Linked DNA regions of Homo sapiens: region 2 is linked to region 1. A link is an interaction called in ENCODE POLR2A ChIA-PET data of the cell type or tissue named here. Cell type or tissue: GM12878. All regions are shown on one strand. Each heading gives the region's core, and the rest is flanking DNA. Links, peaks and the distances in the headings are about the cores only. Region 1 overlaps NEDD4L (NEDD4 like E3 ubiquitin protein ligase). Region 2 overlaps NEDD4L (NEDD4 like E3 ubiquitin protein ligase).

What was found. Peaks named below come from ENCODE experiments on the same cell type or tissue, not always from the same donor. Only the 100,000 strongest peaks of a DNase experiment are listed, where the experiment ranks them.
Region 2: POLR2A ChIA-PET joins it to region 1 with 10 read pairs; 7 of 35 experiments call an interaction of 5 or more read pairs at or near these places.

The regions. Positions count from the first base shown.
Region 1 is chr18:58,219,656-58,230,599 of GRCh38, reverse strand. The region is part of intron 2 of NEDD4L (NEDD4 like E3 ubiquitin protein ligase); the gene reads right to left. Among named protein-coding and RNA genes, the nearest start is that of NEDD4L, 180 kb to the right of the region's middle. RefSeq lists enhancers at 5,351-5,450, 6,670-7,263. In GM12878, for the core only: no CTCF peak of the experiment used is centred there; a DNase peak (open chromatin) is centred at 5,329.
Region 2 is chr18:58,167,316-58,178,259 of GRCh38, reverse strand. The region is part of intron 2 of NEDD4L (NEDD4 like E3 ubiquitin protein ligase); the gene reads right to left. Among named protein-coding and RNA genes, the nearest start is that of NEDD4L, 130 kb to the right of the region's middle. RefSeq lists an enhancer at 6,620-7,431. In GM12878, for the core only: no CTCF peak of the experiment used is centred there; no DNase peak of the experiment used is centred there.

The DNA.
Region 1 (10,944 bases), core at 976-8,975:
TCATACCTGATAATGAATAACTAGATGCAGAATTTATTTTCCACATAAATCTAATTTTCTTGAACTTGCTTCATTTTCCTCTTTTCTATAATGTAGGAAACACAGGGTCATTTCACATAGTGTCTTGAGTTATAAGCTCACATACACTCAAAGAAACAACAAAATGATTAAAAAAAAAAAAAGAAGAAGCTTCACAGTGAACCTCACTTCCGCAACATCACCTGATACCAAAAACTGAAATCATAAGCCACTTTCGATTAACTAAAAGCATGAACATATTAACTGACTTATAGAGTTGATATCCTTGTGTGTTAAAAACAAATATTCAAATCAAAAGAACACAAGAAATACTAATGTTTGAGGACTAACTTTGGGAGGAAATAATAAAACATTTAATTCCAGAAACCTGATGAGGCTGTTAGTAATCACTTATAAACTGAAAGGGGAGTTCACATTTAAATATAGATCTTCAGCTCACTATGCACCATTATAATTTTTGTTTCCAGTTGCTTACATTCTTAGCGTCATTTTTCATGCTTTTTCATGTCTGCTGTTGATATTTTTCCAACCTGAAAAAGCTTTCCTTTTTTGTTTGTTTGTTTTGTTTTTTTGAGACAGAGTCTCACTCTGTCGCCCAGGCTGGAATGCAGTGGCACGATCTCGGCTCACTGCAACCTCCGCCTCCTGGGTTCAAGGGATTCTCTTGCCTCAGCCTCCGAGTAGCTGGGACTACAGGTGCCCGCCACCACGCCCAGCTAATTTTTGTATTTTTAGTAGAGACGGGGTTTCACCATATTGGCCAGGATAGTCTTGATCTCCTGACCTCACGATCCGCCCGCCTCGGCCTCCCAAAGTGTTGGGCTTACAGGCATGAGCCACCGCGCCCAGCCGAAAAAGCTGTCTTTAAATGAAGTTGTATAAGCCTCAATCTAGATATGAATCTTCACATACAAAATAAACTATTAAACAGCTCTCAATAACAAGGATTGAGAAAACATTCATTGTGATTAACCTCAAATTTTTGTGCAGCTGACGTGGAATGAGATAATATTAAAGAGCAATGACAATTATATTAAGTACTGCCACTTGGGGATACAGCGAGCATTAGCACAAACAGAGACATGAGCTCCCCCCCAGCTAGGTTATTAGGGGACAAAATGTGTGATAGATCACCGCAGGCAATGTGAGAGTGCACAGGGACTTTGTTACCGTGCCATCTGCTATGCTGGGGCAGCAGTTTGAAACCTGAGCAACTAATGTCCCGGGAGCATGCCTACCTGCAGCGTGGCTCCTTACAAATGAGCCCAAGTCCTAACCAGACATGTGCCATCTCAATGTAAGAAATGGCATTTGTGTGGAAACAACTATGTATTCTAGCCAAATATCACTAATGAATTGCTAATGACATTGACACTGTATATATTCTGCAGTCCATAATTCTGAAAAAGTTCTAAAAGGTAAATAGGTCCTATAAAAAACACCAAAGGAAAAGGGAAAAAAATCACCCTCTTCCATGGTTAGCAAAGTCGTTTTACCGCAGAGCAGTGTTCTAGCACTTCACGTGCACAGGGATTGCCTGGGATCTGGTTAAAATGTAGTCTGATTGGGTAGTTGTGAGCCGCGCCTCGAGAATCTGCATTTCTAACAAGCTCCCTGGTGATGCCAGTACAGCTGGTGGGAGTAGCAAGACTCTAAAGAAGCTCAAATACCACTCACTTTGCAAAGAATTCCAAGTGTGGAAGAGTGCATGGGCTTTCCCATAAAGAACTGAGACTTTAGGAATATCAAGTTGTATGTGGATACTCCCCAACGCTCATCCTGGGCCTCTTTTCACACTGCAGCTTTCCTTGGAGGGGGCTCACACCCTGCCTCCACACAGACCTCCCTGACTATTAAAGGCCAGGACCTCAGGCTTGAGCACCAGGCAAGCAAATGAGGGCCCCCTCCGGCCATCCCAACCTCACTGATTAAGCACCTTGAGGAGAAAATTCACGGAAAGTCCCAACCTCGCCTTTTCCGTATCTTGTCAATGCAGCCAAATTATTAATCAAATAGCCTATGCCTCACCCACTCTGCACTGGTTCTTTGTAACCTACAACGAACTATTGTGGCATACACGGTCTGCCCAGCTCTGGCCCTATTCCATGTGCCTTATACATGTCACCAAGTGGAGTGACTATGACTTTTAGTTCTCAGAGCACAGCATGCTTTCTCCTCTGCTAGAAATGTCCTGCCCCCCACCTGGCATGCACGTAACGTTAAAACAAGCTCCAGTGCCTCTGGGAAGGCTTCCTGGCCCTCAAGCTCCACTCCTGTTGGCAGAAGCCTATCAGTAGCGCAGTTGTTTACTTATGTGTCCATTTCTGCTATTGGTCTGGAAGCTCCTTGCGAACAGGGCCATGCCTTGGTCACTTGTGTGCATCACATTCCAGTCACACAGTGGGTCTGCAACAAAGGTTGCTTTACAGGGCACTGAGATGGCCCTAGGGTAGGTTAGGCAAATGGGACATGGGGGTAATGGCTGGAGTGGGGTAGGGTAAATCTTGAGATTTATGGTAAGTAGATACTGGAAAATATCTGTCCATCGTGAAGCATACACTTTTCACATGCTGGGCAAGAGCCAGCTCTATTATTTTAAGGTGTAATACTGCTCAAATTTGGGGTAAATTGGATAGAAATAAAATAGCCTTACTTGCTATTATCAGACTCACACTTGGTTATTTTTCTGATGTCACGACCAAAAAAAAGTTCAACAGCAATGGAGCAGAAGCTGAAAGAGAAGGATAATCTGCTCTTAGGGAGTTTGAACAAGAGGCAATTAATAAAGGATTAAGCTAAGTAAAACCACAGCAGAACACGTAACTGCAGCATGTTGAACACTGAAAACCAGAGGGGCAATTAGGTAGGAAAAACCCACAGTGGGTAAAACACTCACTGGGTCAATGAACAACAGTAGGAACTTCGCGAGGCTAATCCCTTGTGGACAGACCTCTTTCTAGAAGAGAAGCAAGGAAAGCAGACTCCAGCCCTTAGACAGAGCATGCAGGGACGTCTGGTAATTCGACTGACCGCACAGTCCTAAGAATCACCCAGCGAATTCCATTTTACTAATGTGTAAAGGTGGGATGAGGTGACCTGCAGACAACTCACCTCCAAATACTGACAGCTCAGAAGAAACCACAGCCTCCACACTGACCAAAATCACGATCAGGAGGTCCTTCAGGACACCCCCAGGAAGACTGCCTGGAGACTCCCTCACACAGACCCTCCTAAGTCTCCGGGGTCTGCTTTTTTCTCCCATTTCTTCATTCAACAAGTTGTCACTGGCACCACTACATGTCTGGCATGGTTGTTTTAGGCACCTGAGATATGCCAGTGAAGAAAACAGACAAAACGCTCTACCTCTGCGGAGCCTACATTTTACCAAGGGGAGACAGGTAGCAAACAATCCAGAATAAATTACTAAAGTTCACAGTGTTAGAAGATGATAAAAACTAAAGAGACAAGAAGCACAGCAAGGAGGACTGATGTGGGGACGTGGAGGCAGATACAGGCTGCAGGGTAGGCAGCTTTCTGATTTTGTGATATCTGTGAGTAGCCACTTGAAGGAAATTAATATCGTTCACTGGAGAGGCAGACTCTAACAAAAATATAACAATTGCATATTTGACAAAGATCAGGTTTTTTTTTTTAACGGATGGCTTGGTTGATTTGATCTAGGGTAACACAGCGGCATCACAGAGGGCATGCGCTCTGGAGTCTGACACACCCTGGTTTGTTTTCTAGCTCTGCCATGTGCAACTAAAAACAACTGGATGTCATCTCTGTCAGCTGTAGCAGTGAGGCCTCATGAGATGAGAGGTTTGTACACCCTCTAGCACAGTGCCCAGCACTTGGTGAGCCGAGGCTATTAGCACTGCTCAGACTTAAGACCACAGTAGGTCCCAAAGCCTTCCCTGTCCCCAGGCACAACACAGGAACTCATGCCCCTGCTCACTTGAGAAGCTCAGAAAAGACAGAAAAGCTTTAAGAAATTTAGGAAGTAATAGAATGGTCTCATGACTGTGTTGCTCTGCATATGCGTTCACATTCGTCCCTCCCCCTCAGTATTTATCCTTTAGTTGCAAAACATCATTTGCCAGGCCTGGTTTGATGGATTACTATAATCAATTTTGACTTGGGGGTCAGGGGAGAAAACATAGAGCTCTGCTATTGGAGGTCACTTAATTTAACACAATTGCATTTGGCAAATGACAAAGCTGGGAGATAAAGGGCACTTTTGCCTTCAATGGTGCAGCCTCAAGTTCAGGCCTTTACTTCTAAGTCTAAACTACTATACCTCTTAGAGGGCAGAATAATTAATTCTCTCTGAGGATATTCCATAGGCGTGGATATTCCTAGTTTCCAATATTGATTAGATGAGAAGAGACTTGAGTATCTTTGATGAGTGGAAATATTTTTTTCCAGGAAATATCCATTCATTCTGCTCCAAGATCAATGGCCACTTACCCTTCTATACATAAGAGTTTATAGCTTTCTATGATAATGATGTTTCTAAAGATTTCTAAAGGTTGGTTTTCTTGTTTTCTTTTAACCACTAACCTAGTGTCAGCCGCAACTTCCATATTAACTGCAAGTAGACACACTGGAAAATGTTAGGAGATACCATGGCAGAAGAAAACAAAACTGTGCTGTTTTATAAAAGATCATCCACCCATGTAATTGTGATGGCCTTACCCTGATTTCTTTATGTCCCTCAACACTACTACTAATTCTATTATCAGTTGACTTGGCTATTATGGGTCTCCTCCACCAGGCTGAAGTTCCCTGCAAGCAGAGAGGTAGGTGGTCACAGATGGCTGTGCAGGCCACTGGCTCCGGACCTAATAATGTGCCCTTGGCCTCTTCTATTTGCACTGGTATCTCGAGCAGTGGTCCCTGATGGGCTTGGTACATATTTGCTGAATAAATGAATTTCACCTTAAGGTTGGGAGGCCACTTAGACTCTAACTGGTGCATTTGCCATTTGGGAGCTTGCAAGCTGTATTTTACCTTGCCCACACTTCTCCCCTTTCTTAAAAAATAAGAAGCAAAGCCAAATATAGATGTGCGCAAGCATAACAAAAAGGAAATTTAATTGTGAAGCGGATAAAACCCAGCATCAGGCAGATGAAGCGGCTGGGGCTGCTCCCTGCCCAAGGCGGGACAGTGGGTTCCCCGCCCACATTGCTGAGCTGAATCTCACTGTTGAGTTTCTGGGGTTTTTTCCCTAACCTGGTTATTGCTAAACTGAGATGCTGGCTTTGTCATCAAAGCTTTCAGTTCTGTGTCATGCTCAAGATCAACTTTTAATGGCAATATCTCTAAAAAGGGATAAATGCATCATCTCTCCAGGGACCTGCAGTTCCACACGGGTGACAGGGCCCTGACTGTGTCTTGTCTTCTCATTCTCTTCCCCCCCAATACCCCTTTCTCTCTGACATTTGTACTCTTCAGCTTTCATAATATTTCAAGCTAAGTGACTTTTTTTTCCAGACACAGAGCATTCCTCTGCCATACACACAGAGAAACCACTCACCTGGAGTGGGTGGCCCCTATCAATAAACAAATAATTTAAAGAAAATAAATTTTTTTAAACCAAAATTAAGGGGCATTTTCCCAATCTGATCACCATCCTCATTCAGACCAATGCTTCAAGACTGTTAAAGTACATATTTAAATATAAATAAACAAATCAAGTGAAAACAAAAGTAACAGGAAAAGAACAATCTGACTTAAGGAAAAAATGTAGCTCAACAAAAACAGACAAGTGAAAGGGAGAAGGAGTGCCCCTCAATGTCTAGCACAAGAGACACTTAGGAAATATTTGGTAACTGACTAAAAGAATAAAGAGAAGACAACTTGTTTTCAAGTAATGAACAGGACAAGTGACTTAAATAGCCTTTTGAATGAGTTAAGCTAAATAGTTATACAAATATAATACCACACAGGACGGTGCCCAAAGAGAACAAATTCCTTTCAGATAGATCACTCACTGATTAACCTCAGGTACAGTTATGGCCCTGAAAACCTCAACAAAACAGGGCAAGAGAGAAAAAGTGGAGTATATCAAAATGCCTTAAAGCCTGCCACGCCATTTCCTCTAATGAAGTTAGAGACTTCCTTCCAGTGTCAAGCCTGTCAACTCAGCATGGCAGATCTCGGCCAAAATAAACTCCTGGACCCAGTTAATTGAGCTAAAAGGAGTCAAACCCCAGCACTGGCAAAGGCTCAAAGATCACACCCCCAGGACTCTCAATGGCTTCTGCCCAAGAATCTATGACCAAATGACCTCTGATAACGTGACAGGGTTTCCAGTCACTGACCTTAGTCAGAGGAGGCTGTTTATAATTGCATGTGATCCTCTTGCCTGCTGCAGGCCAGATGAGTAATCGTGAAGTGAACAAGACAGCTTACATCACTGAAAGCGGTGCGTTTTCCATGTATTCTACGGAACTCCACTGAGTCCACTGGACTCCCGGATCTCTATTTCCACTTAGTCTGAAGGGCAGGGGGCTCTTGGCAGGAAGCGCCCAAGTCCTCCCTGTGGCCCCTGTGGGAGGGAATCTGGGTACCGCCTGCCCACATCCCACTGCCCACCTGTGCTCCTGGGTACTGAGAAAACCTGGCCAGGCACAGAGGAAGCACAAATATTTACTGTAGACGAGGGTGTGTCGAGTGACCCTTGGGGAATTCTGGGCCACTGGGAACGCAGTCAAGATAGACTCAGAAAACAGCAGAGAACATGTGCTTCTGCCATTGCCCTGAAGGCCAACGGCCTCTGAAACCTCCGTGATTCAAGGTGAGCGAGTGGCAGGCTCACTTCAAGCCCACCTGTAGAAAGGAAAGCCCCGTCTATGTTACTAGCACACTACATCATATTTAACTCAAAGCACATAAGAAGGAAAAGATTTCCATCAAGGTGAAAGAAACGATATGAAAATGGCTTCACATGAAAACTGACTTGGTAAAACCCTAAGAAGTACAGGCTGAAAAAATAAACATTGCCTGGAATGAAACATAAAAATCCCAAACAACCCTCCCATCCCAACAGAACCGTCAAGACCACAAAAGCTCCTGTCCCATCACTTGCCTTAATAAGTACATAGAGCCCCCCACCATCACCACATCCACCAAACAAACCACTTTGGAATAAAACTTCTACACTCAAGTAGCAGAATTCATATAATTTCATACCTGCCTTCATTTTATATCTTTTCATTATATTCCACAGTGCCAAGAAAATGTCCCAAATGTGTCGTTTTAAATCAACATTTAGTTGCAATACAGGACTCCAGAAAACCTTCATTTAACTTAAAAAGGCAAATTTTCATAAAAACAATAGGAATGAAAAAGGTTAAGGCATAACATCTGTAACTAATACAGATGTTTACTTCCTCTTAACTAAATAAAAAGCATTTCTTCCTCTCTTCTTGACTTCCATCTTACTAGATTCCCACAAGAATTAAAGTTCACCTTGTATTCCTTACAGACATTAAAAAAGGTTTAAAAAAAAAAAAAAAAGGTCAGCACCCACCACTGTGGCATTCTTTCTCTTCCTGGTCATTGCTAATGAAACTCACTCACCAGCCTGGGGCCAGCACAAACATACTTTAAAATCCCACTTCCCTTATAGAGTTATTTGCTTCCTTTTGTTTCTTTCACTGGCAATATCTCATTCAAACATGTGTAAAGTACTTTTCAATGTGAAATAAGTATTAAAGAATAAACATTAAAGAATAGCTATGAAATAAGTACTAAAGAATAACTCAGATTTGACTGTAGGCTTTGATATTTCATATTGTTGATACATTTTTATTGTCTTTAGAATTCCGGCCATCTTAACACTTAATGACATCAGAAATACTTTACTGAAAGTAACCCGGCTCATTAATACGAAGGTGTGGCCTGCACTCAAATTTATTTCAAGCTTTGCCAACATATGGATACACTATAACCAGTTAACTAACAGTTTATGAATCACCATGAAATGAGACAGTAAAGAAACAAAAATCACATGTTAATCATTCAGCATATTCACATGTATGAGTAGGAAGGGTGGGAAAATGATAGAAAACCTGAGGGAAAAACTCAGTTGAATATGTTCTGGGCTTTGACTTTTGTTTTCTCAAACAAAAAATATAATAAAATTTAGTCTAAATCATGTAAGCCAAATTACTCATACCGAGGAAGAGAAAGATTTCTGTTGCTACCAACCAAAAATTCAGATATAAGCCATGAATTATTCTCCAAGCAAACTATTTTATGACCTAAGATGGTATTTTACTTGAAACAAAGGAGAGCTGGTATCTCCCTCTTCTCCAGGAGGTTTCTAAGTCAGAAATACTGAGACTCGAAACAGAACAGGAAGGAAAACACAATTCTTTCCTCCTCAACCTGTGATTTCTAAAACAGAAAACCTCATTCATAGAACTTCAGCGGTCTCTGTTTTCCATTATTTTCAAAAATAAAAGTATTATTGCTTTGGTTTTTGGAAGAAAAGCTGTACATTTTTCTAAACAGTCAAGAAAGTTAAGAAGCAAAGAACAGGGGACCAGAATTCTGATCCCAATTCTTTTCAAGGCTCATTCTTTGCCTATCATTCTTTTTATGCATAAGGAGGGTAAAATTGACCAATTATAGCTAACTGTGAACACCAAAAAGCATTTAAAATTGAAAATCTTGGTACATGCTAGAACTATGCCGCTGACATAAAAACAGTATTAAACCAACATCAAACTCACACCAAGAACAGATGTTATGCATTCATATAGCAAACATACAGTGGTGTCTTTGTTCTTACCTATACTTTTCCTCAAAGCTGCTGAAAAACAAGGCTGGAAAGTGTTCAGCTGGACTAGCGCTGCTGGAAATCTACCTTGGTGACCCTCCGGCTCCCTGGCCTCGTCTTCCTCCTTCCCAGTTTTAAAGCAGTGCCCGTACACACCTCTGCTGATACCGGGGGAATACCAGCAAGTTTTAACACAACTGAGAAGGAATGCGCCCAGCTCGCTACTTATACTGATGATTCACTTCAATGACAGGTAGAAAGAAATGCTTGTTGGTGGAAAAGGGGGTTGCGTCAAGCTCCACCTCCTACCATAAGGTTAAGTAGCTCCACCCAGCTCAGCAATTAGCTTACATCATCACCCGGGGCCTTATCTCCAGGTTCCCTGCAGTTGTTCCTGCAGCATCTTCAAGTGAAGTTCTCAGTGGGCTTCCACACAGGATGGGCAATAACAGAGGTCATGAGGTTTTGTGGATGACTCTATGTCTGGCGGGGCTGTTTTGCTTATTTAAAGCCAGATCAGAGATTTTGGCATTTCCAACAGTAGAGGTCAGCCCTTCACCCTGCCACAAACTAACTCAGCTTCTACATTCTGAGGTTCTGGCCCTCGAGGCCCCACACTCGGCAGATGGGAACACAACTTCCTGGCCCTCCAAAAGCTTATTGTCTTGAAGAGGGGAAAAAAACAGGAACAAAAATAACTATGATACAAACTACAGCCCCCAAAAGAATCAATAGTCAGATGAGAGACAGCCCCGCCCTGTAAATCTGCAGTCTGTACTGTGCATCCCAGTTTTCAGATCCCAGTTGTGTGCCCTTAGGTGTAAATCAGGGCCTTGAAGGTGCCAGCAGAGCTCTACCCTGGGACCCAGCAGCACCATGTCCTCGTTTGAGGGGTAGTCTGGCAACCTGACCACCCTTACTCTACAGAAATTCCAAGAGCAAGTCAAACATGTGCTCTCTGCCTGCGATGGGCACTATGCTACTTCTCTTTCCTCTTGCTGGAAGAAGTCACACCCTACTCTCCAACCCATGCAGCCCTCCACCCCAGCAGATGCGGCTCTAATAGGAAGTGTCCCCAGTTGTAGCAAACAGCTAACTTTCTATATGCACTCAAATGTGGTGGCATGCTCACTCGCGAAGTGTTCCTGGCATCTCAGCTGAGAAACCCTGTAAACTAGACTTGCAGTTCCCCCCAGCGTTCAAACGCTGGGATTTCCAGAGGTGGGGGGAAGATGAACGGATCACCCCTTGAGGCTGGGAGGACTGCTGAAGGCTTAGAGGAGCAAGTGGGCACCAGGGTTCAGCTAGAAACATTCACCCTCCTGGAGACAGGGGGACAGTGCCAACCATTCTCAGTCTTTTTTTTTTTGAGATAGGGTCTCACTCTGTCACCCAGGCTGGAGTGCAGTGGCACGATCTCACTACAGTCTCTGCCTCTGGGGTTTAAGCAATTCTTGTGCCTCAGCCTCCTGAATAGCTGGGACCACAGGTGTGAGCCACCACGCTCCACTAATTTTTGTATTTTTGGGGTTTTGCCATGTTGCCAAGGCTGGTCTGGAACTCCTGGCCTCAAGTGATCCACCCATCTCGGCCTCCCAAAGTGCTGGGATTACAGGCATGAGCCATCGTGCCCAGCCCGTTTTCAGTCAAATTCTTAAAACAAGAGGAACATCTCAAGTTTTCAGTCTTCAGCAGTTGAGGATACACAAGTTGCTGAATAGACTAAATTTAAGAACAAGATTTCCATCATCTTTGATTATGTCTAAAACTATCAAATTAAGCTACAATGTTTCCAATTTACACACTAGCTGGAAGGTTAAAAAAATAAGAACCACAATACACTATAAGAAAATGTACCTAAACAAGTTGAACAAGTTTTTATTTATTTATTTTTAACGATTTGCCTATTCCCTTAAAGATAAAAAGCATCTACACGTCCTACCAAATGTTACCTGATTGTGATGGGCTTAATTGTATTTGCCCAAAATTCCTAAGTTGAAGTCTTTAATACTTCAGATGGTGACTGTATTTAGAGAGAGGGTATTTAAAGAGGTAATTAAGTTAAAATGAGGTTAGTAGGTGGGTCCCAATCCAATATGACTGTGCCCTTATAC
Region 2 (10,944 bases), core at 925-8,924, 52 kb after region 1:
GTCAATGCTAGCAGAATTAGTCTGTCATTGACCGACCAGCAGCAATATGAAAGAGTTTAATCTGGAAACCATGACAAAATAACACTGACACTCCCAGTTCTAAATATATATGTTGTAGAAAATCAATGGCTTATAACATCAGAGGTTGGCAGACTGCAGCCCGTGGACCATCAGCTCACACACATGCCCCTTTGTTTATGTATTGCCCAAGGCTGCTTTAGTGCTATGTCAGAGACCATCAGTCCTGCAAAGCCTCAACTACTTAGTATCTGGCTTTTTACAGGAAAATAAATAAAAAAGCTTGTTAGGCCCTGATTTAGATAACTACCTATAGCATGTAGGAAAGGTTTTATTTACCATTTAAGAATTTGCCAGTTCACTTAACTTATAAATAACCTTTAAAATCTTAGCTTCCAGGCTTCTCCCCCAAATAGAATTATTCAATAATTTTATAAAGTCGATGACAATGTTTCTTAGCAAATGAAGTAATACAACATTGGCAATACATATCTGAGAAAGACAACATTCTGGAGTTCCAAAGATGTTTCCCAAATGGATTCAAGATTGTGCGTTTTTAAAAGCATGACTTTTGGGTAGAAGGGACATTGTTACCTTCAATAACACAGATGCATAGGAGGCCCCAAGATCACCAGCCTCACGGCCTCCCCAAAGCTGCACCCACTGAGGATGGGGTGGAGAGCCAGTCCTGTCTACAATGGGGAGAACCATTAAAAAGGTTCAGAGAAACGAGTCCCTTCCTCCTGGGGTGGGGACGCCGGCAGCCACGCTCCAGCATCCTAATGCACACCTCTCCCTACACAGCACCTTCTGGCTGTGTTCCTGAAGGCTTGGTTGGTAGTTCAATTTTTGTTAAATAAATATTTTCCTCATTGTCTTACACATTCAGAACTGCTTTCATTTCTGACTCATCTCAAGTTGGCAACCTTCCCTTCCTCATACTTGAGCTTCTTACACTCTTTCTACCCTTCCTCCCCGCAAGAAAAGGAAAACAGAGGAAGACAGTGAGACAAACAGAATGCACTAAGACAAAGACTCCAGATTCAGGGCACGGGCGTGGGGGCACAGGCAAAGACAGCGGAAGATAAAGGAGAGGAAGGAATGAGGAGGGGCCGGCGGCTCAGGGAGAGGTGCAGGAAGGGGCCAGGGGCTCAGGACACAATGTCAGGCAGGGGATCCAAACTTCACCAGCCCTAGGACTGGCCTCATACTTTTGGCCCTATTGGTGCCTTTGTATCTATGTCAAAATGCGACCCCAGCACTCCTCAGCAGCTTTTTAATTTAATTTTCTAGGCTGCACTCTGACCAGATTAACAAAATTTGTCAAACATCTATGTGTCAGACACCTTCCGCTTCCTAAAAAACACATCAGATTCTCTGCCCTACAGACTCAGTGACCCCAGCATCATTCTAGACTGAAGAAAACGAGGGCAAGAAGTCTTGTAGTTTTCCTTCCACTCTGTCAAAACATTTGGTAAAGCAGAGGTGTCTTTGGTAACAGCAAATATCCATGCATCAGGAGTCAGGGCAACGTGAACAAGGTTCCACAGTAGGGACTCTCACTAATCTCACAACATCAGGGAATGGTACAGAAAAGTGACCTGTCTGGCTGGACACAGTGGTTTGCACCTGTAATTCCAGCACTTTGAGAGGCCAAGGCGGGAGGGTCACTTGAGGTCAGGAGTTTGAGACCCACCTGGGCAACACAGCAAGACAACACCTCTATAAAAATTTTTAAAAATTAGCTGGGCATGGTAGTGTGCCTGTACTCCCAGCTACTGGGGAGGCTGAGGCAGGAGGACTGCTTGAGCTCAGGAGTTTGAGGTTACAGTGAGCTATGATTGCACCCCTGCACTCTAACCTGTGCAACAGAGCAAGACTCCTGTCTCTTTTTAAAAAGGGTGAGGAAGAAAGAGATGAGGGGGGAAATGAAGCAAGGAAGGAAGGAGGAGGAGGAGAGAGAGAGGACGACAGAGTGAATGAGGGAGGCAGGAGAGAGGGACAGGGACAGAGAGGAAGAGGGAGGGAGACAGGGGGAGAGTGAGAGAGAGAAAGAAAGCAGTCTAGTTTGCTCTTTTATTTACCAAAACTGGAGTGGGAGAGAGAAAAAAGCTTATGTGGAAATGTTTGTAAACTGATCATATATTCCCTGCATGCTCACTTAGTGTATACTGAACATGGCACAGTCTTTGCTCAGTGATTCCGGATCATTAGGAAGATCCATTATTGTGGCGATGGCTATATTGCACAGCAAGCCTCCCGCAGGATGGAGATTTGCCAGCTCTGTGCATTTACCCATCTGCCATTTCCAATGCTTCCCTCTGGGAAACCTGGTCGGCTGGGTGGTGTGGAGGCTAGGATTGACATATTTTTAAAGGACGTTGCATGCATTCATATACTTAAAGACTAGGAGGTAAACACAAAAATGTAAATAGTTGTGTGGTTGTTAGGGAGTAAAGAGGTTTTTATCTATATTTGCGGGAGGGAGTTACTATCCTTTAATGTCATTTCGGTTTGGGGGGTGGGAAGGAATACAGCTAGAACAAACAGCCTAAGAGTTAGATCCTCTGGGGCTCTCACAGGAGTAATTGCACAAGCTATTTGGTGCAGGGATTTTAAGACAAACACTTTTTGGCCCAAGGGCCATTAGTGTTGATGTTGTGATTCTCAGCAATGCCCTAGACAGCGGAGGCTGCTCAGCAAGGCCTCCAGAGAGAAATGTAGCTCTGCAAAGAGCCTGCAGATCACAGACAGACTCTGCACAGAGTAAGGTGCTGCTCCTCAATGGGGGAGGAAGAGGAGAAGTCAGTTCTAAATGCTAACAAAGAAACAGTGCAGAGGACAAGTCCAAATGCCGGCCTGTACCTCGAGGGACCTCATGGCCACGTGTCAGCAAGGGAAACCAGCCCCCATGAAAACAACAGGAGGTGTACGGTCCCTAGTGGCCAGAAAGGCGCAGTCCCACCTAATGGGTGTGCCCAGCACACACCTCTAGCCATGCAGCCTTGCACAGATGCAGGCCCAGTGTGGCTAGATTGCCAAGACCTTCCAGAAACCTGGAAATCTCGATTTGTATTATAATATGGGATCTCCCAAACGTTGGCTCAGGATTTGCATTTTTTTGTTTCAGTGCTCCACAGGCCAAATAAACTCATGTGTGGATTCAGTCTGGTCCACAGGGACCAACTGTCTGCAAACTTTGGTCTGACCTCTGATCCAGAAGGGCTTACAGCTGAGCAAAGGTACTTCAATGTATGTTCAGCCTCTTTCAGAAGCTTCTCCATTAGTAAAATAAGGAGATTTACTTTGTACAATGTTTTCAAAGAAGGGCAAAGAAAGAAAAAAACAAAATTTCCAATCCTTTGGAAGTAAAGTAAATCAATATTTAAAATTTGCAGGTATACAGTACCAAAACAGCCCCTCCCCTCGTTACTTGCTGGTCACCTGGGGAAAAAAAATGTTAATTTTTGATAGTGGAGGGATGAGACTGCCCCCACATTTACCCAGGGATCAATTTCAATCACTGATTATGACAGAACCAGTCATTGTGTCCCTCCAGTCGCACGTAGCCTCACCCATTCCTGCCTCAAATTTGATCAAGCCTTTAGTCCAACTTCTAATACACAGTACGTACAAGAAACATGGGGAAAAGAACATGTTCATTCATTGATGATGCCACCAGGACACGATGGAATGTGGTAAGCGAAACAACCTTCCTACAAGTCATTGAAGGGGAGGGACTATTGATAGTGATAGGAAGCAGCCAAACGCCTGGGCAGATAGGGGCGGGTCCCCGGTGAAACCCCACCTTCGAGCCAAAAACAGCCTGAAGGCTGAAAGACTGGACTGCTGGTCCCGGATGAAACCCACGAACCAGAGCGAGAACTTCTGTTCCTGTCTGCCCACCCTTTCCTGATTGATTCTTTCTGAACAATGCCTTTTAATGAATCAAATGTTGCCTTTTCCAATACTACCTGCAGCCTGCCCCTCCCCTATTCTGAGCCCATAAAAAGCCCTGGGCCCAGCCACACGGGAAGGAGAGAAGCACCTGACTGCAGCCCCTCTCCACCGAGAGCTATTCCATTGCTCAGTAAAATTCTACTCTGCCCTCCTCACCCTCAATGTCCAGCATATCCTCATTCTTCTTGGGTGCCATGCAAGAACTCGGGAACCACTGAACACAGGTACAAGCTATAACACAGGTGAGCTAGGGCACCCCAGCATGGTAGAGTGAGACCCAGGTGGGGTGTTGCTGGCTGGGGGTCCCCAGTTTGCAAAGAGACCAAGAGTAAAAAGCTTTTATCACTATTCTAGGTTAAGAGAGTCTTAATAGACCCACCGATTAAATGCAATACAGAATTCTCAATTGAATCCTGGTTTAAACAGTCCAGCTGTAAAAGGCATTTTAAGGTCAGCTGGGGAAGTTCAGATAATGGATCAGGTAATAGAGTCCATTAGGCAATTAGTCTTAATTTTGTGAGAACAGTACTACAGTTATATAGAAATATGTTCTTGTTTTTTAGAGGTTTGGGCTGAAGTATTTAGGAACTAAACGTCATGATGTCTGTAATTCACTTCTGAATACTTCAGGGAAAAAAAGAGATGGAGCAAATACAGCAAAATGCTAACAACTTAAACCTAGGTAAAGGGGACTGAGGTGAGCTGTGTCAAAGAGCTATCCTCACACAGAGTTAGGACCCCATCACTCTCAATCACTAGGCAGCAGAAGGACTTTCTGCCATGTCCCTCCAATACCCTTGAGCCCATGTGTGTTTTAAATTGCAAGTCACCAGCTCTCAAAAGAAAAACTGATAGCAACCCAAGCAGGTTTGATGCCAATGGCTCATCACACACAATAAAGGAGCAACTGTGAATGAATGTCTTGCAACCTTCTTTATGAAAGCATGAGATTCTACAGTTGGTTTGTCTCAGCCAACATTGCTAAGTTTTAAGAAAGCAGCTTTATAGTCTCAAATGCATCCTAGGTAAGCTCAAATGAAGCCACTGATCATAATTAAAGAGAAAAAGGGAGGGGAGTTAGGTTTAAAAAGTTGCATTGAAATGACCCTGTTTAATGACTGCTTTAAGCCTATGACAAAAGGTTAAATGTCTCCAGCTTACTGAAAAAAGAAGAGTTTGAAATTTGAACAGCTATCCTAAGTTTAAAGGAAAAACTTTAAGATCTTACTTAGCAAAATATACCTATTCTAAATCTAGTAATAGTTGATGATACTCCAATTCAAAAGGCTTACTCAGCTACCATCAAATACAATGGCCAGCTCTTTAAATCTGCTAACACAAAAAGGTACCCCTCAAAAAAAGAAATCTCAGGGTTTTCGAGGAACCCTAATTCTCAAACTTTTATCCTCAAGAAGAGATCTATCACTGAGCATAGCATCAGAAGTCACATAAATCTGAACTTAATAGGTCCCACCACTCCCTATACCCTTGTTTGATCTCGGGCTGATGATAACTTCTCAATTTTCTTACCTATCAAATGGAAATCCCCTCTTCACAAGATTTAGGCAGAATCTAATGACATTACATTGGGTTCCAAACACATTGCCAGCCAACCTGTGAGCACTCAAGTAACAGCCTCTAACTAACTTCTGTTAAGAGGTTAGGCCCTGGTTCAATACCTAGCTCTACAACTTACTAAACCTTTCTTGCCTCAGTTTCTTTATCTGCAAAAAGAACAACAGTGCCTGCTACATAGGACTTTGCTGGGAGGACCCAACGAGCTCCCATGTAAACAGTTCAAACCACATCTGGCACATAGCAAGTGCTCAAGAAACAGGAGCTGCTGAAACTCTACCCTCCTTCCTTACCCCCGTGTTAAGAAAGCACGACTCACCTACCCTAACTGCACACTTCACCATGGCCAAACACCAAGGACTTGTCCCTGCCCCACCACAGAGCGTCTAAAAGACTTCCAGAAGAGTCAGTGGTCTGCTAAGCCTGAGGTTCCTGCTGCTGTTTTGGCCTCTGTTTCCTGGACCTGCCTTGGTTCCTGACCCTGTCGGCGGCTGCCTGGTGCCTGCCTTGCCACCTGTACCTCTCCTCTATGGAAGGATGGCCACAGTATTCCATGGTGCCTGAGTCCTCCCTAACCCATCACTCGTGTCCTTGGCTCTCTCCTGACCCCTAAGGTGAGGGTCAGGTGCAGAGCCATGACCTTCTGTGCCCAATCCCAGCTGGGCCTCATGTACCCCCAAGTAGAAGTTTCTGGGACCTACCACAAGAAGAGAGTGTGCTCCTTCTGTACGGTATAAAGTAGTCATTCTGCACAAACATCAGCATCAAATGGAGACTGTTCCTTGCCTGCCATCTCATTGACTCCCCCAGATTCTTTTCTCTGAGCCCACTCTTGAGCTTGCTTCCCTTAACCTCTTCTCTCTATGCTCATTTTTCATCCAAGCCCTAGGCAGGCCTCCTGTGCTGGTCCACAAAGAGCCTTTGTGAGAATGAGAAATAAGCACCTCTCCTAGATGCTTGGGAGAGATGCTTGAAGAGCCAATGGGACCTCCATGACAATGAGAAAAAAGTACCCCTTCCTCCAGGCTGGCCATCAGGTGCCACAGCACACCATATTGTGTTCCACTCAATGAATTCAAGGCAGTTTACCAGGCAACTGTCATGTGCCAAGATTTCTGGACCTGCAAACACCAATAAGACAGGGCTGGAGCCTCTGAGCCTCCCAAGTCCGCTAAGACAAGGGGCCGTAGGAGGAGGGAACTTGTACACCCACTACAGCCCCAGGAGCAGCAGTGTTCTGTCCCCTTGGGCTGGGGTGATGAGGTGGGCAGCAGTGTTCTGTCCTCTTGGGCTGGGGTGATGAGGCGGGCAGCAGTGTCCTGTCCCCTTGGGCTGGGGTGATGAGGCGGGCAGCAGTGTTCTGTCCTCTTGGGCTGGGGTGATGAGGCGGGCAGCAGTGTTCTGTCCTCTTGGGCTGGGGTGATGAGGCGGGCAGCAGTGTTCTGTCCCCTTGGGCTGGGGTGATGAGGCGGGCAGCAGTGTTCTGTCCTCTTGGGCTGGGGTGATGAGGCGGGCAGCAGTGTTCTGTCCTCTTGGGCTGGGGTGATGAGGCGGGCAGCAGTGTTCTGTCCTCTTGGGCTGGGGTGATGAGGCGGGCAGCAGTGTTCTGTCCTCTTGGGCTGGGGTGATGAGGCGGGCAGCAGTGTTCTGTCCCCTTGGGCTGGGGTGATGAGGCGGGCAGCAGTGTTCTGTCCTCTTGGGCTGGGGTGATGAGGCGGGCAGCAGTGTTCTGTCCTCTTGGGCTGGGGTGATGAGGCGGGCAGCAGTGTTCTGTCCTCTTGGGCTGGGGTGATGAGGCGGGCAGCAGTGTTCTGTCCTCTTGGGCTGGGGTGATGAGGCGGGCAGCAGTGTTCTGTCCTCTTGGGCTGGGGTGATGAGGCGGGCAGCAGTGTTCTGTCCTCTTGGGCTGGGGTGATGAGGCGGGCAGCAGTGTTCTGTCCTCTTGGGCTGGGGTGATGAGGCGGGCAGCAGTGTTCTGTCCCCTTGGGCTGGGGTGATGAGGCGGGCAGCAGTGTTCTGTCCCCTTGGGCTGGGGTGATGAGGCGGGCAGCAGTGTTCTGTCCTCTTGGGCTGGGGTGATGAGGCGGGCAGCAGTGTTCTGTCCTCTTGGGCTGGGGTGATGAGGCGGGCAGCAGTGTTCTGTCCTCTTGGGCTGGGGTGATGAGGTGGGCAGCAGTGTTCTGTCCTCTTGGGCTGGGGTGATGAGGCGGGCAGCAGTGTTCTGTCCTCTTGGGCTGGGGTGATGAGGCGGGCAGCAGTGTTCTGTCCTCTTGGGCTGGGGTGATGAGGCGGGCAGCAGTGTTCTGTCCTCTTGGGCTGGGGTGATGAGGCGGGCAGCAGTGTTCTGTCCTCTTGGGCTGGGGTGATGAGGCGGGCAGCAGTGTTCTGTCCTCTTGGGCTGGGGTGATGAGGCGGGCAGGGGCCTCAGCAGGAGTGTTGCCACCCAAACTGGGCCCTGACAGATGAGAGGGCAGCTGCCAGAAAGGATGTGAGCAGATGCCAGGCAGAGGGGAAAACACAGGCAAAGGCAAAAGGCAGCAACTTCATGGCATATTTAGTGACTGTGAGTTTCCAGTGAAGGGGTGGGAAAGGGAGGGAAGGAGAGAGGGAGGAAGAACGGGCTCACTTCATGCAATCTGTTGGTAAATACTTCCTGAGGACCTGTTAGGTGCTATGTGCTATAATAGGTCGTGGAAAATAAAAATAAATAAATAAAATAGAATCCTAGTCATCAGAGGAGAAAAATCTAATTTCAGGAGAAAGAAACAATTCTAAGCATAAAACAACAAGTCAACCTCACTCACAGAACTATGCACAGCACTTCCCAGGGGTCATGGGCACCCCAGAGACAGGGAGAGGTCTGCTGGGGGACAGAGCAGCAGCCTGTGTGGCGGAGGAGATGAGGACCCAGCTGGTGAACATAGGATGGGCCACTGGAGGAGTCACCAGATCAGGGTGAGGTTAGGGCAGAGTACGTCCTTGGGAAAGGGGACAGCAGAAACGGGACACAGGCACACAAGGGTGAGCTGTGGCCGCCCCACGTGGGCGTTTTGAGCAGGGTTTTACTTCTCTTTTGATGTCTTAGTGGCATTTTATGTGAGGCCTGCTTTTTTAAAAGGTGCTTTTTATTTTTTTCTTTTACTTAGCATTTTTTTTAAGCTGTTTTGGGGAAAAAAAATCACATTCCATTTTTTTTTCCCCATGATATGGATAATAAAGGCTGGATGTCTCTGACCTAGGGTGACTGCAGTCTCAATTTACATCTTATGTCCGGACGTCCCATTCAATGTCGCATTCATTCCAGACAAAAGCGTCCCAGTTTAGATGACAGATTATATGACTGCCCTTTTTTGTCCTCAAGGTATGATCCAAAGGGAAGCATCTTTCTCTGCCATTGCTGTTTCCCACGCGGGCCAACTGCTCAGATGTTCAAGTGGAGTCGCGGCTCGGTTATCCAATCTGCTCCAAACAAAGCTCCTTTAATAAAGTGAGACTTGGCTGGAAGGAGCTGAAAATGATCTTGGATCCTAAGTACTGGACTGGGGCCGAGACGGCCGAAAAGGACAAGGGCATTTCAGGCACAGGCCTCTCAAGGGGGAAGGGGCCACCTCCAGCTAGGAGAGAGGCCCCACACCAAGGGCCCCAGAAACCCCCGGCCTCTGAGCTGGAGCTGTAGGCAGCTTCCATCACCACCTCGGAAGGGCAAGGAGAGATGACGTGCTCCACTCCTCCCACCGTCACCCGCCCCTGACCATCCTGCATCCCCAAGCATCACATTCTGCCCCGCAACCACCGACCCCTTCCCAACCTCAGGCCAAGTGGCCCAGGGAACCTCCCTTGGAAACAAAGGAGTTGGAGTCCCAGAGATGCAAATCCCTGATTTTAAAAACATCATTGTCTACAGGATTTCTACCACTTTAAAGGCTCTGAAATGCCTCTCATGAAAATGTTCTTCCTCTTTCACCCATTATCCTGTCTACAGCAAGGGCTCCAATGCCTACCCGGCCTTCTTGCTGCCAAGGGAGAATGAGGTGTCTGATCAGGCACAGAGGTGCGGGGAATACTCAGGGAAGAGACTTGGAGAAAAGGCATGTCAGTGGCCCAGGGCTCTGAAGGAGACGGTGGCTGCCAGAGAGGACACTACCAAACCTCTGCCCGGTGACTACTACCTTAAAACACGACAGAGCTGCTGCCGACAGAAGTCACTTTGCGGTTCTTCCCCACATGCCAGTTACAAAGAAACTGTTATCCTTGTTGTACACTAATACACAGTGGCATGAGTGGTTTTAAGGGATTTGCCCAAGATAGCATGGAGGGAGAATGCAGGTCATCTGGCAAAATTTTAAGGCAATAAGCAGTGCCACTCCAGAGTGAGACACCAAGATGGCATTAACCCACACTGCCACCTCACACTTGCATCTCAGACCCACTGGCAAATGTGTCCCTGAAGAACTACAGCACTTCAGAGGAGGGAGGAAAGCAGGAATGTGTGCGCCTACTTATCAATCTAGGAAAATGAAGACCAGAAGCAGGATTCAGAGTTTCTGATGCATTTTCTGGCACTTGGTCCACTTGGCCACAATACGATTTATCTTTCTAATTAATATCACGAATATTCCTTTCCACCATGTCCCTTAGAAATGACCCTGCCTGTTATTATCTAAACAGTAAAAATTCAAGGTACGAATTTGCTCTTCTAAGATTTGGAGCCTAATTCCACTACAAATTCAACCTTAAATCTACTTAACTGGCTTAGAAATACAATGTGAATCAATTTTTTTTTTTAATGGGAGGGTTTGGATAAAACAAAATAAAAACCCAATCAAGCTTAAAAAGAAATCACCAAAATTTTCTAAATCCAACTTGCTCCTTCAGCACTACAGATTTCATTGGAAAGAGTGAGAATACATATTTTTAACCTAAGGGCACAATCCACTACCGGTTGGCATGCAAATGTTTACATTTTTAAAAGATAATTTTTGTTTTTTTTTCCCTTGATGCTCTATATGTTAAGTAGTAGGAGAAAGATATTAAAAAGATGTCTGTCCCCAGTAAATTTCTAATCTAGCAATCGAGGCAAGTGAAAGAAATACTAGGAAACCACCAGGTAATGCATCTGCAAAAGCTAAAATGACATTGCACCTACTGTGGCAGCTAAGAGGGATTAGGAGAGGAAAGACACACGCTTTGATATAGGAATATCAAATTTTCTTTCTTGGAATTTTCTTGACAGGCTTCATGGAAAGGCAGGGCATAAGGTGGGCTTTGGTAGAGAGCAAATTTGTGAGTTTCAGGAAACAGTATTTCAGCTGGGTAACAAGAGCCCAGACTCATGGAAATGGCTGAAAGTGTTGCTCTGAAAGGGAAGAGAAGGGAAGCAGGGATCCTTCT